2 separate regions of the Homo sapiens genome follow, and region 1 is linked to region 2. The links are chromatin loops, found by intact Hi-C in ENCODE. Cell type or tissue: mammary epithelial cell. All regions are shown on one strand.

Region 1 (8,000 bases), 810 kb before region 2:
GTGCACAGATTGCTTGCCAGCAAGGTGGAGGCCTTGCAAACTGTATCAAGGAAAGAAGAATGTTTCAAGGAATGAAATCTCAGCCTGGAAAAGAAGAAACTAGAAAGCTACTGCACTTTCTGACTTCCAAACAATTAAATTAGACAAGGAGCGCGAAGGCTCAGTGAGGGGTTGAACGTCCTCTTGACCCTGTCAAAATCTTAGGCCAAAAAAATGCCCGCTTGATCTCCAGCGCTTTGCCCGTTGCTCAGAAGCATTTAGCTTCCTGACGATTCCAGTGTTCTCAGCAGTGACTATCAAACACTCCAGCTTTTACTAATTAATCAGATTTTTTAACAAAGAAGAAAGAAAGAGGTCATGTATCAATTTTACTGAAGAATTCTTCCTTGTATTCAGAAATTCTTCTAACTATCTGAAGGGGACAGGCTGTTTAGCTTCTCTGGGCCTCAGTTTACTCATAAGTGGTTGATGGTGGTGGTGGTGGGGAGGTCCTAAAATCTCTGGACACTTTAGGGTCTGCCATGTCACACATGTGTGCAGGCTCTAGACAGACAGTTCAGGGAGGAGTGGTCCTGAGCCGAGTCTCTGCAGCAGAGTGGCGGCTGGTGGGCGTGGCTCTGGGAAGTGAGCTGACACCTCCACCAGGTGCTTTCCAGCCCCCTAAAACATCTGCCACCCCAGAAAATGGCACAGTGGACGACTTTTGGTCTTGGCCTCCTGGGTTCTTTTCTAAGAGCTGCCATCACAAATGATCACACATTTGTTGGCCTAAAACAGCAGAAATTGATACTCTCCCAGTTCTTCAGCACAGAAGTCTGAAATCCAGGTGTCGGAAGGGCTGTGCTCCCTCTGAGGCTCTAGGGGAGGGTCCCTTCTTGCCTATCCCAGTTGCTGGCGGGGCTCCTGGTGTCCCTCGGCTTGTGGCCACATCACTCGAGTCTCTGCCTCCATCCTCACGTGGTCTCCTTCCTGTGTCTGTGTGTTTCCTTTTTTGTCTCTTAAAAGGACATGCTCTCTGGATTTAGGACCCACCCTAATCCAGGATAATCTCTTCTTTTTTTTTTTTTTTTGAGACAGAGTCTCTGTTGCTCAGGCTGGAGTGCGGTGGCGCGATCTCGGCTCACTGCCACCTCTGCCTTCCAGGTTCAAGCGATTCTCTTGCTTCAGCCTCCCAAATAGCTGGTATTACAGCCACCACGTGTGCCACCACGCCTGGCTAATTTTTGTATTTTTAGTAGAGATGGGGTTTGGCCATGTTGGCCTGGCTGGTCTTGAACTCCTGGCCTCAGGTATCTGCCCACCTCAGCCTCTCAAAGTGTTGGTATTACAGGCGTCAGCCACCACGGCTGGCCCCCCAAAACACCCTTCAAAGAGATTATCAAGAGGATAATCTCTGCTTGATCCTCACCCTAACTACATCTGCAAAGACCCTATTTCCAAATTAGGTCACATCCTGAGGATCAGATGGAAGTGAATGTTTTGGGGGACACTGTTGAAACACTGCACTTTCTCGGCATGTCTCCTTCCCTCTTCCTGGTAAGATACCCTCCCTCATTTGGAAGATTCTTCTGTCCTACTTCCCATTGCACACAATTCTGATGGGCAGGTAGTAACAGTGTCCTTTCCCCTCCCCTTGACCACAGGGGCAGACATGTGTGCCCTGGGACATTGTACCTGTCTCTCAGGCCTTAAGAATGGACAGGAGGTTGGGCAGTGGGGACTCAGGGATCGGAACTGGTCCAGACAGAGTCATTCCTGAGATTTAGATATTCCTCAAGATATGTCCGGGCACAGTGGCTCACGCCTGTAATCCCAGTACTTTGGGAGGCCAAGGCGGGTGGATCTTCTGAGGTCGGGAGTTCAAGACCAGCCTGGCCAACATAGCAAACCCCCATCTCCACTAAAAAAGCATAAAATTAGCCTGGCGTGGTGGCAGGTGCCTGTAATCCCAGCTACCTGGGTACTTGGGAGGCTGAGGCAGGAGAATCACTTGCACCCAGGAGGTGGAGGATGCAGTGAGCTGAGATTGCACCATTGCACTCTAGCCTGAGCAACAGGATCAAAACGCTGTCTCAAAAAAAAAAAAAAAAGATATGTTCAACAGGAGAGGGAGAGGGAGCCTCTGGGATCCTGTGCTAGGATCGTGCAAGCCTGGAAGAGCCTGTGGCCATCTCCCTTCCTCCTGCTGCATGAAGGCAGCTGGTATGCAGAAGGGCAGGCTAGGACCAGCAACAAACAGAAGCAGAGTCTGGAGATGGGGATATGGGCATGGCAGGGGGCTAAGGAAAACAGAATAAAAGGATGGGAAAACCAGATGTGGTCATCCAGGCCTGCCAGCACCTGACTCCGTTCTCTTTCTTACCCTCAATCCGCACCTGCCAGCACCCAACTCTGCTCTCTCTGCCTGTGCAGCTCCCTTCTCTACTCCAGTGAATCCGAGTTGCTGTTCTGTCCCTTGCCACAGAAACCTGACGGACACAACAGCATACGGAATAACCGGTGGCCCTTGAGGGGGCTGGGAGAGCAGCCATCGGTGACGTTATCAGAAGGGATTCCCGCTTTGGCAGGCGCTGGACTGGATTAATGACTTCAATAAGCACATATTAGGCCCCTTCTGTGTGCTAGCTACAGGGGATGCAGAGATGCAAGCCAATGGTAAAACAGTCTTTAACGTATGCAAAGTAGGTTAACTGGAGGGTAGGAGTGCGGGGTAGACCTAGCTACAGGGGATGCAGAGATGCAAGCCAATGGTAAAACAGTCTTTAACGTATGCAAAGTAGGTTAACTGGAGGGTAGGAGTGCGGGGTAGACTATTTTCAGGTAGCTGTCAGGTGGTAGGGTTGGGGTGAGCCCTTGGTGGCTTGGGAGCAGCTCTCTCTGGTGCACAGCAGGTGTTGGGAAGTATGTGTTGAATAAATGAATTTAGATTATTTTATGGTTCACTTGCTTATGTCTGCCAGTGACTCATGCTGTGTGCCTCTTCTTTCCTCTGCACACATCTCTCCCTGTGCTCATCCATGCACACACACATGCAGGCACACACTGTCAACAGCCTGGTATGATGCTGGGCACCTGGGAGTGCTGACTAAGTGTCTGGGGGGGGGGGTCACATGATGGAGTGGCTGGCAGATTGGCAGCCACCGTGGTAGGAAGCTGTCCTATTTGTCTGGAATTTGGGCTTGTGCTCAGCTCCTAATGACTCACTTTGTGGATTGGCCATGGGGTGTTTCATCCACAGGTTCTCTCCCCTCCTCATCACCAGGGAGGTGTCTGGGTGGTCTTCAGCAAGGATGGGCAACATGGCCATTTCAACACTGGTTCTTGACTCCCATGTTGTTTGGGGGTCTTGGGGGTTCTTCAGAGGGAGAGGGAGGGATGCTGCAGAGGGCAGTATGGAATACGGGGCTCCTTGTTTCTAGATAGGGCTGTCAGAGGCTTCTCCATCTATGGGCCCTGTTCTTGGAAGCCGGGTCTGCGCTGCAGGTCCCTCACACAACCACTAGATGCCAGTGTTTCTTAATGGATGGAAGGGGGAGCCTGGGAAGGGCTGGCGGAGAGGGAAGGTCTAGATGGTCCTAGGGGGATAACAGGGCCTGGGCTGTGCCCATCTTATAGATGGGAATAGTGAGTCCTGGGAACTTAGCTAAGGCACAGGTAAGCTTCTCTAGACACTATGCAGTGAATCTGACGAAAGCGCCAGGGTTCCGGCTTCCACTTCCTTGTTCAGTGTCTTTATTCGGGATGTCTCACCTGTGCTGTCCAAGAAGGGCGTTGCAAACAGGTAAGTGGGGAGGGGCCGGAGGGGATGAGGGTGGTTCTGGGGAATCCAGCTTGGGAGGAGTGGAGCCTGACAATGAGAGAGGGGGTGAGAGAGAGGACTTGGGGGACCAGCAGCTGGAAAAGCACTGTTCATCCCATTCCGGCATTCATCCTTCCTTCCTGCCTCTCATCCTCCTTTCTGTTTTAGTTTGGTATCTCAGAAGGCAGAGAGAGAGACACACACACAGAAAGAGAGGAGGAGAATCAACCAGGTGAGGAGGCTCCACTTTTTTTTTTTTTTTTTTAGACAGAGTATCGCTTATTGCCCAGGCTGGAGTGCCATGACACGATCTTGGCTCACTGCAACCTCTGCCTCCAGGTTCAAGTGATTCTCCTGCTTCAGCCTCCCGAGTAGCTGGGATTACAGGTGCCCGCCACCATATCCAGCTAATTTTTTTTTTTTTGTATTTTTAGTAGAGACAGGGTTTCACCATGTTGGCCAGGCTGGTCTCAAACTCCTGACCTCAGGTGATCCACCAACCTCAGCCTCCCAAAGTGCTGGGATTACAGGCATGAGCCACAGTGCCCGGCCTGAGGCTCCACTATTCAAGGGAGAATCCATCTCGTGCTGAAATGAAGTGCAGGTGTGGGACTTCTGTGCTGTTCCCCATCCTTGCCCCCTGCTCCCTGGCCCTTATTCCTGGCACAGGGCCAGGTGTGCAGGAGGCCCTCCGTAAGTGTGTCTGGGTGGAGGTGGGGGCAGAGCGTGGCCAAGGACGGGAGATGGAGCTCCCTCAGTACAGTTCCTTCTGGCTTCCCATGGGGCAGACCTGGGGATTCCAAAACATGGGGCGAAGATTGACTGTTGAGCCCCCAATACAGTCCCAGCAATGTCAACACCACTCAGGGAAGTCACAGTTAAACATCGGGGGCCACGGCCTCTGCTCAGCCCCATTGGAGGGGAGGAGTGGGGGTCGGGATGGAGGGCAGATCAAGAGAGAGGCTAATGTGGTTTAAGCAGAGATAAGAAAGGCTGTGTGCTGCCTGCAATGCTTCCCGGTGAGCCTAGGATTCTATCATTAGAGACTGATTTATTTAGGTCAAGCCGTGACTCCCCCTAGGAGTTTTACATAGTTTCTTGCATGTAATAGACCATTCAGTAAATATTTGTCAACGGAGTCTCCTTAAAATGAAAATACCCCGAGGAGCGATAAACCATTTTCATTTGCTAACACTTCACCGTGAATTAGTTTATCACACTAACTAGTGTCCTAACAAGGTTTCTGAGGGGGAAACTCAGTACAGATGTGTTCTGAGGAGGCGCCTGCCTGGGAAGACGGGGGAGATGTGGAGTTTGGGCAAGTGCTGGAGATGATGTGACTTGGCCGAGAGCAAGGGCCAGCGTGCTCAAGGTGGGCACAAGGATGTTGGGTGTCTGCTGCCGGCCATACAGTCATGCCTCTTCCCTGTTGAAACTCTCTAAGATCTTCACAGTCCCTGGGAAAATGTCCCAACTCCTCTCTAAGGTTGCAGAGGTCCTTTCTGATCCAATCACCTCTCTCCTCCCCAGCCTCCCGTCTTGACACTGGCAATGCTCCAGCCGGACTCTTCCTTGAACTTAATGAGGCCTTATTACCTCCTTCCCTTTGTACTTGCTATTTATTCCCTATGCCTGGCTTACTATCTCACACTCTTTGCCTGGTTAATTTCAATGAGTTTTTCAAATTTTGTTTAGATGTCACTTCCTCCAGGAAGTCTTCCATGACCAACCCAGTGTAGAGGAGGCTCTTCTTCTTCTTCTTCTTCTTTTTTTTTTTTTTCTGAGACAGAGTCTCGCTCTATCGCTCAGGCTGGAGTGCAGTGGCGTGATCTCGGCTCACTGCAAGCTCCGCCTCCTGTGTTCACGCCATTCTTCTGCTTCAGCCTCCCGAGTAGCTGGGACTACAGGTGCCCGCCACCACGCCCAGATGATTTTTTTTGGTATTTTTTTAGTAGAGATGGGGTTTCACTGTGTTAGCCAGGATGGTCTCGATCTCCTGACCTCATGATCTGCCCGCCTTGGCCTCCCAAAGTGCTGGGATTACAGGTATGAGCCACCACGCCTGGCCGAGGAGTTTCTTCTTCTAAATGGTCTGGCAGTACTCTGTAACTGCACTCTCCTTGCAATTACATTGCAGAATTGGAAAAAAGTAACAAAAAGTAGTATACATGCAGAATTTAAACAAATTCCAATTGTATAGGAGGCTTATAATAAAAAATTACAGTTGCCTGCTTGTATTAGTCAGAGTTCAGTCAGGAAAATAGAAACCACACCAGTTATCTTAACAGAGAATTTAATATAGAGAATTGGCTAAACAGGTATTGGAGGACTGAAAAAGCCCAAAGAGAACATTGAAGTAGCATGGTTAGAGGAACTAGAGAAAGAAGCCATCATCCCTAGGATGGGCAGAACAAAAGGGAGATGTCGTGGTTATCTGACTCTACAAGCTTGAAGAAGAGGCCCCATGGAGCTGGGTTTAGACCTCAGACGCTGCAGCCTGGCTGACTGGTGCTGCTATCTCTGAAGGAGCATGATGAGATTGTGCAGTAAAAACTGGCTACTGGAATGCACTGCTGCTGCTCGGGGGGAGATCTGTTGCTGGAGAGACAGGGACAAGAAGAATAAGCCAGCAGAAAGAGCATATGCCTCTTTTCTCTCCTCCAGCCTTTGGTTTCTCTCTAGTCCTCCTACAGGCAGAACCCAACAAGGAGCCAGTTGACGAAGGAGAGATGTTATGTGCAGAGCCCCAATCTTAGCACCAAAACGTAGAGTTTAGAAGAGTGAGCTCGGGCTGGGCGTGGTGACTCATGCCCGTAATCCCAACATTTTGGGAGGCTGAGGCAGGCAGATCACCTGAGGTCATGAGTTTGAAACTAGCCTGGCCAACATGGCAAAACCCCACCTCTACTAAAAATACAAAAATTAGCCAGGTGTGGTGGCAGGCACCTGTGGTTCCAGGCACTCTGGAGGCTGAGGCAGGAGAATCACTTGAACCTGGGAAGCAGAGGTTGCAGTGTCTGAGACTGCGCCACTGCACTCCAGCCTGGGTGACAGAGCAAGACTCCATCTCAAAACAAAACAAAAAAAAAATAAAAATAAAAATAAAAATAAATGAATGAATAAATAAATAAATAGAAGGGTGAGCTCGGAGTTGAGAGATGATAGCTTGACAGCTGACACAGTCCTCCACCCCTTTGGCTACTCAGCATCCATCTACATGTACTGAACACCATCTAATGATAACAACAAACGTACACCTTTACCTTATAACATGCAATTATCTTTTGTACAAAGACACTCACAGTGTTCTCAAAGAGAGGAGACATAAAATCCCAAGAGCTCTTATATCCTCCTCTGAGTGACAGTCATGGTACTCGTTTCTAGATGATGTTGATCACCCCTCAAAACTAGTCATGGTCCCATCTGAATATTTTGTAACTTAAAGATGAAATTGTGAAGTTAACCACTGCTAATAATCTTTACATAAAATAAAAACGGCAAAGGAGAGAGAAGAGACATTAGTTAATATGTGCCAGTGCAAACATGTATACATATCAACAGGCAAGGAAGAAAATATTCCTGCTTTCTATGTTCTTGTTTTTATGAGGTCGTGTTGATATTAACTTCCTTCTCTCATTGCCTGTTCCATATCCATTAGTCTTCCCTTAGACAAGGAAGTACTACACGGGTCACCAGAGAACTTCCTGGGTTCCTTGTCTCCTTTATATAGTAGCTAACTAGTTTCTCTTTGCTAACTAGGAAAGTGATTCTCTTCTCTGCCTGTTTATTCAGCAGCATAAAGAGCCTATAAAATGTCCAGGTGTTAGCCTTGATGTCCAGTTCAGTGGAACAATCACTGGGTCTCTGGTGGAAACATTCCTCCTTTGGTTCCTAAAACCTCCAAACCAGCAGAGTTCAAAGTTAAAGAGGGGATAGGAAACAAACATTCTGTGAGAGTTGTTAGGTATGATAGTGAGAGGTGGCTGAGTGTGGTGGCTTAGGCCTGTAATCCCAGCACTTTGAGAGGCCGAGACGGGAGGATTGCTTGAGGCCAGGAGTTTGAGACCAGCCTGGGCAACATAGTGAGATTCCTTCTCTACAGAAAGTATTTTTTAAAAATAGTAAGAGGAGTCACTTCCACTTCCACTCCTTGTTTCCCTGGCCTGTGTATTCTGGTCTGGGAAAAACATGGCTGTAGATT
Region 2 (8,000 bases):
GAGATAAGTGGTGGTAAGCGTATGGGGAAAAGGGAACCTTTGCACGCTGTTGGTGGGAACGTATATCAGTACAGCCATTATGGATAACGGTATGGAAGTTCCGCAGAAAATTAAAAATAGAACTCCAATGATCCAGCAATCCCACTACTGGGTATTTATCCAAAGGAATTGAAATGAGGCTCTTGAAGAGCTATCTGCAGGCCCATGTTAATTTCAGCATCATTCACAGTAGCCAAGATGTGGAAATAGCCTGAGTGTCTGTGAATGGATGAATGAATGAAGAAAATGTGGTTTATACACAGTGGAATACCATCCAGCCTTGAAGGAAATCCTGCTGTTTGCAACAACACGGATGAACCTGCAGGATATTATGCCAAATGAAATGTACCAAGCACAGAAAGACAAATACTGCATGACCTCGCGTATATGTGGAATCTAAAATAATCAAACTCATAGGAACAGAGAGTAGAACAGCGGTTGCCAGAGGCTGAGGGAGTGAGGGAAATAGGGAGAAGGTCCCAGGATACAGCGTTTCGGTGAAGCAGGCTGAATACGATCTAGATCTAATGTACAACATGGTGATGATAGTTAATGATACCGTATTGTACACTTGAAATTTGCTCAGAAGGTTCTCACCACAAAAAGATGATGAACATGTTAATTAGCTTGATTGTGGTAATCATTTCATAATGCATGTGTATATCAGAACACCATGTTGTATACCTTAAACACATACAGTTTTTTGGGGTTTTTTTGTTTTTTGATTTTTTTGTTTGTTTGTTTTTTTCGAGACAGAGTCTCACTCTGTCACCCAGGCTGGAGTGCAGTGGTGTGATCTCCACTCACTGCAACCTCTGCCTCCTAGGTTCAAGGGATTGTCCTGTCTCAGCCTCCCGAGTAGCTGGGATTACAGGCACCCACCACCATGCCCGGCTATATATAGATCTTAGATTGTCAATTATACCTCAATAAAGCTGAAAAAAGAAATGAAAGGGCAGAGAATTGGGCATAGTAAATGGCAGGTTCGTGATTATAATGGTGCACTCCCATGCTTGCCCCTGTCCACATAAGGCATTTATTCATCCAGCAGATATTGATTGAGGACCATGGATGTGCCAGCCATGATTCTAGGTGTTTGGGTCCCAAGGGGGCCACATGGACCGAGATGCCTGCCCGCTGGAGCCTGCATTCTGGCAGACTCCTGGTTACCCATCAATGTGCCCCATGCAGCTCAGCAGTGTGCCCCATGGGAACCAGGATCTGGGCTCAGTCCCTTTATGTCCTTTGCACGCGTGTCAGTCCCTCTCACTGTGAATCATCAGCTAACAAAGGTCCGCAGAATGCAGCGCTCACAAACAAGATGCACCTGCCGGAGTGCCTGGTTTGTGAAGACAGCTGTCCCTGGGTTCTAGGCCCCGACCCACTCCTCACCCAAGAGCATGACTGCAGCCATTGGCCCTTCCTCTCCTCCACCTCCCCAGTGGATAGCTCCCACGGGCAGGGCAGAAAAGCATTCTGAGATATGTTTCCTCTTTTTATGCCTTTTCCTGACCTCACTTTTTTTTTTTTTTAACGGACTCTCGCTCCGTTGCCCAGGCTGGAGTGCAGTGGTGCTATCTCAGCTCACTGCAGCCTCCACCTCTCGGGTTCAAGTGATTCTCCTGCCTCAGCCTCCTGAGTAGCTGGGATTACAGGCATCCGCCACCATGCCCGGCTAATTTTTGTATTTTTAGTAGAGATAGAGTTTCGCCATGTTGGCCAGGCTGGTCTCAAACTCCTGACCTCAGGTGATCCACCTGCCTCAGCCTTCCAAAGTGCTGGGATTACAGGTGTGAGCCACCGCACCTGGCCTGACCTCACATTTTCTTCCAGTTGTCACCCATTTCTTTGGCCCCTTTACAGCAGAATTCCTCAAAAGAATCTTCTGTACTCACTCCCTCCGATTCCTCTGCTCTCTTTCTCCCTTGAACTCGCTCCAAATAGGTTCTCATCCCCGCCACCCCACCGAAGCTCTTCCTGCCAAAGTTGTTAATAATTCCCATGTTGCTCATATCGAGTCAAACCACAGGCTTATCCTGCCTGACTCAGCAGCTGTGTTTGACACATGGATCTCTCCTTCCTCTCAAAATGCTTGCTTTCCTCAGCTTCCCTCGCTAGCTCTTCCTCCCCACCAACCACTGAATGCTGGAGGCCCCCAGGGATCAATCCACAGCCCTCTTCTCTACCTAAGAGAATCCATTCATTCTCCCAGTGTGCACTCACGGAAGACCACCTGTGTGCTAATAATGGCAAACTTTTAGCATCAGCCATGACCTTTCCAAATCCAACAGGAACTTTGTTAACTGTTGTACCCCCATTAGTATGAATGCATGAGTGAATGAATGATTTCATACATGACTGCCTCTGCTTTCATTCATCTATCCATATGAGAAGAATCTGCTTTTCGTTATTTTTATGTTATTTTAGAGATGGAGTCTTGTTCTGTTGCCCAGGCTGGAGTGCAGTGGTGTGATCTCAGCTCACTGCAACCTTCACCTCCCGGGTTCCAGCCATCCTCCTGCCTCAGCCTCCCAAGTAGCTGGAACTGCAGGTGCACACCACCACTCCTGGCTAATTTTTGTGTTTTTAGTAGAGACAGGGGTCTTGCCATGTTGCCCAGGCTGGTCTTGAACTCATGGGCACAGGCGATTCCCCTCTCTCAGCTTCCCAAGTGCTAGGATTACAGGTGTGAGCCGCTGCACCCGGCCCTCTCCCCCTTTCTAAAAAAGAAATCACTACAAAAGAAATCCCCATCTCTACGAAAGAAATAGCCAGGTGTGGTAGCACTCATGTAGTCAGAGCTACCTGGGGGGCTGAGGCGGGAGGATTGCTTGAACCTGGAGGTCAAGGTTACAGTGAGCCAAGATCATGCCACTGCACCCCAGTCTGCGTGACAAAATGAGACCCTGTCTTGAAATAAAATAAAATAAAATAAAATGGGAGAGAGGGCCGGGCACAGTGGCTCACACCTGTAATCTCAGCACTTTGGGAAGCCAAGGTGGTTGGATCGCTTGAGCCCAGGAGTTCAAGACCAGCCTGGGAAACATGGCAAGACCCCGTCTCTACAAAAAATTAAAAACTTAGCTGGGTGTGGTGGTGCACACCTGTAGTCCTGGCCACTCAGGAGGCTGAGGTGGGAGGATGGCTTGAGCCCAGGTGGTTGAGGCTGCAGTGAGCTGTGATCGTGCCACTGCACTCCAGCCTGGGCAACAGAGTGAGGCCTGTCTCAAATAAAAAAATAATAATAAAGGGGGAGAGGGATTGGAGAAAAGCAAGGATTTCATGGTAACAAGATGTCCTAACTGCCACCCATACATGCCAGTGGGGACACTTTTATTAGCTCTTTCTCACTTTATGGGCTTCCTCCAGGGAAATGAGAAATTGAAAAGCCGGTGACATGCAGAAACCTCATTGGCCAGCAGGGGGCGCCAAATGACCTCCAATTTTGCACGTGGCTGGGCCCAGCTGGCCGCTATCTGGATGGCCTCAGTCCTGGAACTAGCAGAAGTGTTAACCTGTGCTACAGAGGAAATGATTGAAAACAATGGCTGGGCTTGGTGGTTCGCGCCTGTAACCCCAGCACTTTGGGAGGCCGAGGCGGGCGGATCACAAGGTCAGGAGATCTAGACCATCCTGGCTAACACGGTGAAATCCCGTCTCTACTAAAAATCCAAAAATTAGCCGGGCGTGGTGGCGGGTGCCTGTGTCCCAGCTACTCGGGAGGCTGAGGCAGGAGAATGGCGTGAACCCGTGAGGCGGAGCAAGATCGCACCACAGCACTCCAGCCTGTGTGACAGTGCGAGACTCCATCTCAAAAAACAGAAAGGAAGAGAAAACACCAGGGAGCATCTGTTGTGTTCCTGGCCTAAAGCCTTCTGCAGCCACGGGGTTCCTTAGGAAACTGGCCAAGTACCTGGGTGAAACCCTTAGAACCTGCACCCCTCACACGGACCCCAGGAAGTACGTGTCCTTAACCTCACTGAATGTACGACAAAACTGCAGCTCTGGGAAGTCAGCTGGCCAGGTCCCGCTGCTGTATGCGGTGCAGCTGGGATTCAGCCTCCCGCTGCCCGCCGTCTTGGCCGAGGCCTTCCTCTGCAGCGGGCCTTGTTCCTGTTAACCAGCAGCTGCTGGTGCAGCGGGCCCGGGGTGGCCCTGAGACTCTGCATCCCTCACCAGCTCCCAGGTGACATGAGGCCACCAGCACTTGCACCACACTCTGTCTGGATAGACTCCACACTGCCTTATCTCCCCAGCTCAGCCTCCCGTAGGACGGATTTGCTTTATTCCTCCAGGAACTGTACTAAGTGCTGATGTGCCAGCGCTATGGTAAATCCTCCAGGCATGGCGGGAAACACAGACACTTGGGGGCCATGCCCTGGAGTTTACTGTCTGGCAGAGACCAGGGTCTTGGCTGTGAAAAGGAAGGTTCCAGAAAGGTTTCTAAAACAGTTCTTAAATTCTTTTTTTTTTTTTTTGAGATGGAGTCTTGCTCTGTCACCCAGGCTGGAGTACAGTGGCGTGATCTCAGCTCACTGCAACCTCCACCTCCCAGGTTCAAGTGATTTTCCTGCCTCAGCCTCCAGAGTAGCTGGGACTACAGGCACTTGCCACCATGCCCGGCTGATTTTTTTGTATTTCCAGTAGAAACGGGGATTCACCATGTTGGCCAGGCTAGTCTTGAACTCCTGGCCTCAAGTGATCCACCCACCTCTGCCTCCCAAAGTGCTGGGATTACAGGTGTGAGCCACCGCACCCGGCCTCTTAAAGACTTCTCCGCTGTTTCCCAGGTGACTCACAGCAATGAAGGTGTCTCTGAGACTACAGGTCAGCAGGGACAGGAGGGACTCTCATTGCCCCTGTCCCCCTCACTCCCACATCCTTCTGTTCCCACAGATTTATTTCTGGGAAGCCCAGCGGGGGAACCTCACAGAGCGAGTGAAGACGCTTTTCCTGGCTGAGAACAGCGTGAAGCTCAAGAACTTGACTGGCTACACGGCCTACATGGTCAGCGTGGCCGCCTTCAACGCCGCTGGGGATGGGCCTCGGAGCACCCCCACCCAAGGCCAGACCCAGCAAGCAGGTGGGAGAGGGGGCCCTGAGGAGGGGAGGGGTAGGTCGGCCACGGGGGGTTGCAAGAGGACCTACCTGGCATCCGGGCTCTTGGCAGGCATGGGGGCAGCTGCCTTATCCGCCTGAGGATCTGGTCGTGGTACCCAGGTCCCCAGAGACACCCTCCCAAGTGGGAGAGCCCATTCTCAGAAAAGAGAAGCTGTCCCCATAAAGCCTTGAGAAACCCCCACACCTCATCCCTGTCCTCCCCACCGTTTGCCCCGCCTTGCAGACGGACAGTCAGCACCCCCAGCCCCTCCCAGCCAGCCTACTTCTGCTCCCTGCCTTCTTCCCACCTGCCTTCCCTCTGTCTCTCTGGCTTTGTTCATTCCACAAATACTGAGTGTCTTATGAGCCCGTGCCATGCTAGATGCTAGGGACACAACAGTGAGACCAGCAAGGTCCCCACCCTAGTGCGGGGGACAGATCATAAGCAAGTTGATGAAGTAAATGCAGACGGGGGTCAGCACAGGTGACCTAAGAGTGAGGCAGGAGTGGGTGGATGGCTCTGGATAGGCTCACCCACAAAGCCCTCCCTGAGGAGGTGAGATTTGAATGAGAAGAGGCCGGCAGGGGCCAGGCATGGTGGCTCACGCCTGTAATCCCAGCACTTTGGGAAGCCAAGGCAGGTGGATCACCTGAGGTCAGGAGTTTAAGACCAGCCTGGCCAACATGGTGACACCCTGTCTCTACTAAAAATATAAAAAATTATCCAGGCATGGTGGTACGTGCCTGTAATCCCAGCTACTTGGGAGGCTGAGGCAGGAGAATCACTTGAACCCGGGAGGTGGAGGTTGCAGTGAGCCGAGATTGTGCTACTGCTGCACTCTAGCCTGGGTGACAGAGTAAGACTCTGTCCCAAAAAAAAAAAAGACAAGAGGCCAGCCATGAGATGCTCTCAGGAGGTGGCAGAGGGTGCTGGGGGCTCCAGGCAGAGGGAACCGCAGGTGCTAAGGCCTAGGGGCTGGAGAGGAACCCGGGAACGCAGAGAAAGCCAGGTGGCTTGCAGGAAAATGGGGCGAGAGCTCAGGCTGGGGGATTGGGATTGGGATTAATTATAAGTACAATGGACCACACATGGTATCTCACACCTGTAATCCCAGCACTTTGGGAGGCCGAGGTGGGTGGATCATTTGAGGTCAGGAGTTCAAGACCAGCCTGGCCAACATGATGAAACCCTATCTGTACTTAAAAAACTACAAAAATTAGCTGGGCATGGTGGTGCACCCTTCTCCAATCCCAGCTACTCAGGAGGCTGAGGCAGGAGAATCGCTTGAACCTGGGAGGTGGAGGTTGCAGTGAGCTGAGATTGTACCACTGCACTCCAGCCTGGGTGACAGAGCAATAATCTGTCTTAAAAAATAAAAAAATTTAAAAAGTATGCTGGGAAGCCATGGGAGGGCTTGAGCAGTTGAGCAACAGGGTCTGGTTTACATTTAGAGAAAAGTGCTCCGGCTGCTGTGCAGAAGATGGCCTGGTGGAGGGGAGAGAGTAGAGGCAGGGAGGGGAGATCGGGAGGCTGAAGGGTGGCGGGTGCAGAGGAGAGGGCGCTGGTGAGAATCCTGCTGCCTGTGTGCAGAGCGAGCCTGGTAGTCAGGCACTGTCACACTTAACCCTCCCAGAAGCCCCGTGGACAGGCAGGGCAGGCAGCACCCTCATCTCACGATGAGCCGGGGTCACCCAGGAAGTTATACTACTTGTCCAGGGTTGCCCAGCTGGTCACTGGGGCAGCAGAGGCTGGAACCCAGGATTTCTGAGAGAACCAAGTGTTCTGTCCTCGTGGACTGGAATACTGGCCTTTTGCCCCGGCCTCCCTTGAGCATCTTGTTCAACCTGCTGCTTCCTATGCTGTCAGTGACATGTGGCTTTTAAAGAGCTGCAGAGGGCACACCTGTGGCATCAGTTCCTCATTATGACCCTCTCTGGGGACAAGCCCTGGCTCCAGGGAACCCTTTCCCTCCACTACCCCCAGGGTCTGACGGTGGCCAGAATGAGCGTGAGCTGCTGAATATACAAGTCTGTCCGTCCGCCTCCTGTCCCGGCCACTCTTTTGTCAGTGCCATCTGCCAGATGCGAACCCCAGGGAACCCGAGGCTTCCGTCACTGCGGCAGCAGGACAACATGTTCTGTCCCACGTCCCTGTAGCACAGGGGAGGCAGGAAGGGCCCCCTGAGCTCACCTCCCTCCTTCAAAGACACTCGCTGACTCTGCCTCCTGGGGCTGGAGCCGGAAGCAGGTCCGGATTAGCTCCAGCGTGGTGGGGAGGCAGCGCCGGACAATAATAGCCTGGTCATCCTCCCTGGGCCAGCTGGGGATGCCGCAGATTGGGACGCTTCCTGCCCTTCCTCTGTCCTCCCCATCAGGGGAGCCCCCACCCCCATGATTTTGGGGTTGCCACAGGGTTCTTGGTCCGAGAAAACATTTCTCCCAGAGGGTCTGACTGTCCTTGGCGTGGCTCCCCCTGACTGCGTGGGGCCTCTGTGACAAGCCCTGGAGCCCCAGGAGGAGAGGAAGGCCATCTCCGTCTGCTGTGGTTCTGGTGTCTTCTTTGTTTAGCGCCTACCGAATATTCTGAGGCCCAGACACCCCCACCTTCTCCACGAAAGCCAAAAGACGAACCCCGCAAAGCCAGGAAATGGCCTTGCCCCACGATGACCCCGGGGGTGTGACAGCTTGTCCCACACTCATAGCCCGGGCTCAGAGCCACTTAGCAGGGAGAAGCCTGAATTCTGCAACTTGAGGGAAAAATCGAGTTCTCTTTCTTCCCAGTTCTTAGGACTCTGATACTGGAAAGTTGAGAGAGGAGAGGAAGGGGGCCTGATGGCCTCCAGTGACCCCTCCTGCCCGCC

Evidence for each region. A loop is a pair of places that touch in the nucleus more often than their neighbours do. Peaks named below come from ENCODE experiments on the same cell type or tissue, not always from the same donor. Only the 100,000 strongest peaks of a DNase experiment are listed, where the experiment ranks them.
Region 1: it touches region 2 in a loop (16-fold over the local background); 3 of 110 quality-filtered maps call a loop at or near these places.

Annotation. Positions count from the first base shown.
Region 1 is chr17:74,172,385-74,180,384 of GRCh38, reverse strand. No RefSeq gene overlaps it. Among named protein-coding and RNA genes, the nearest start is that of RPL38, 27 kb to the left of the region's middle. RefSeq lists an enhancer at 1-418. In mammary epithelial cell, a CTCF peak has its summit at 3,501 (motif pointing right); a DNase peak (open chromatin) is centred at 3,094; H3K27me3 peaks cover 126 bases.
Region 2 is chr17:73,365,529-73,373,528 of GRCh38, reverse strand. SDK2 (sidekick cell adhesion molecule 2) reads left to right here. Exons shown (of 45, transcript NM_001144952.2): 37 at 4,936-5,122. Among named protein-coding and RNA genes, the nearest start is that of CDC42EP4, 58 kb to the right of the region's middle. In mammary epithelial cell, a CTCF peak has its summit at 3,460 (motif pointing right); a DNase peak (open chromatin) is centred at 2,048.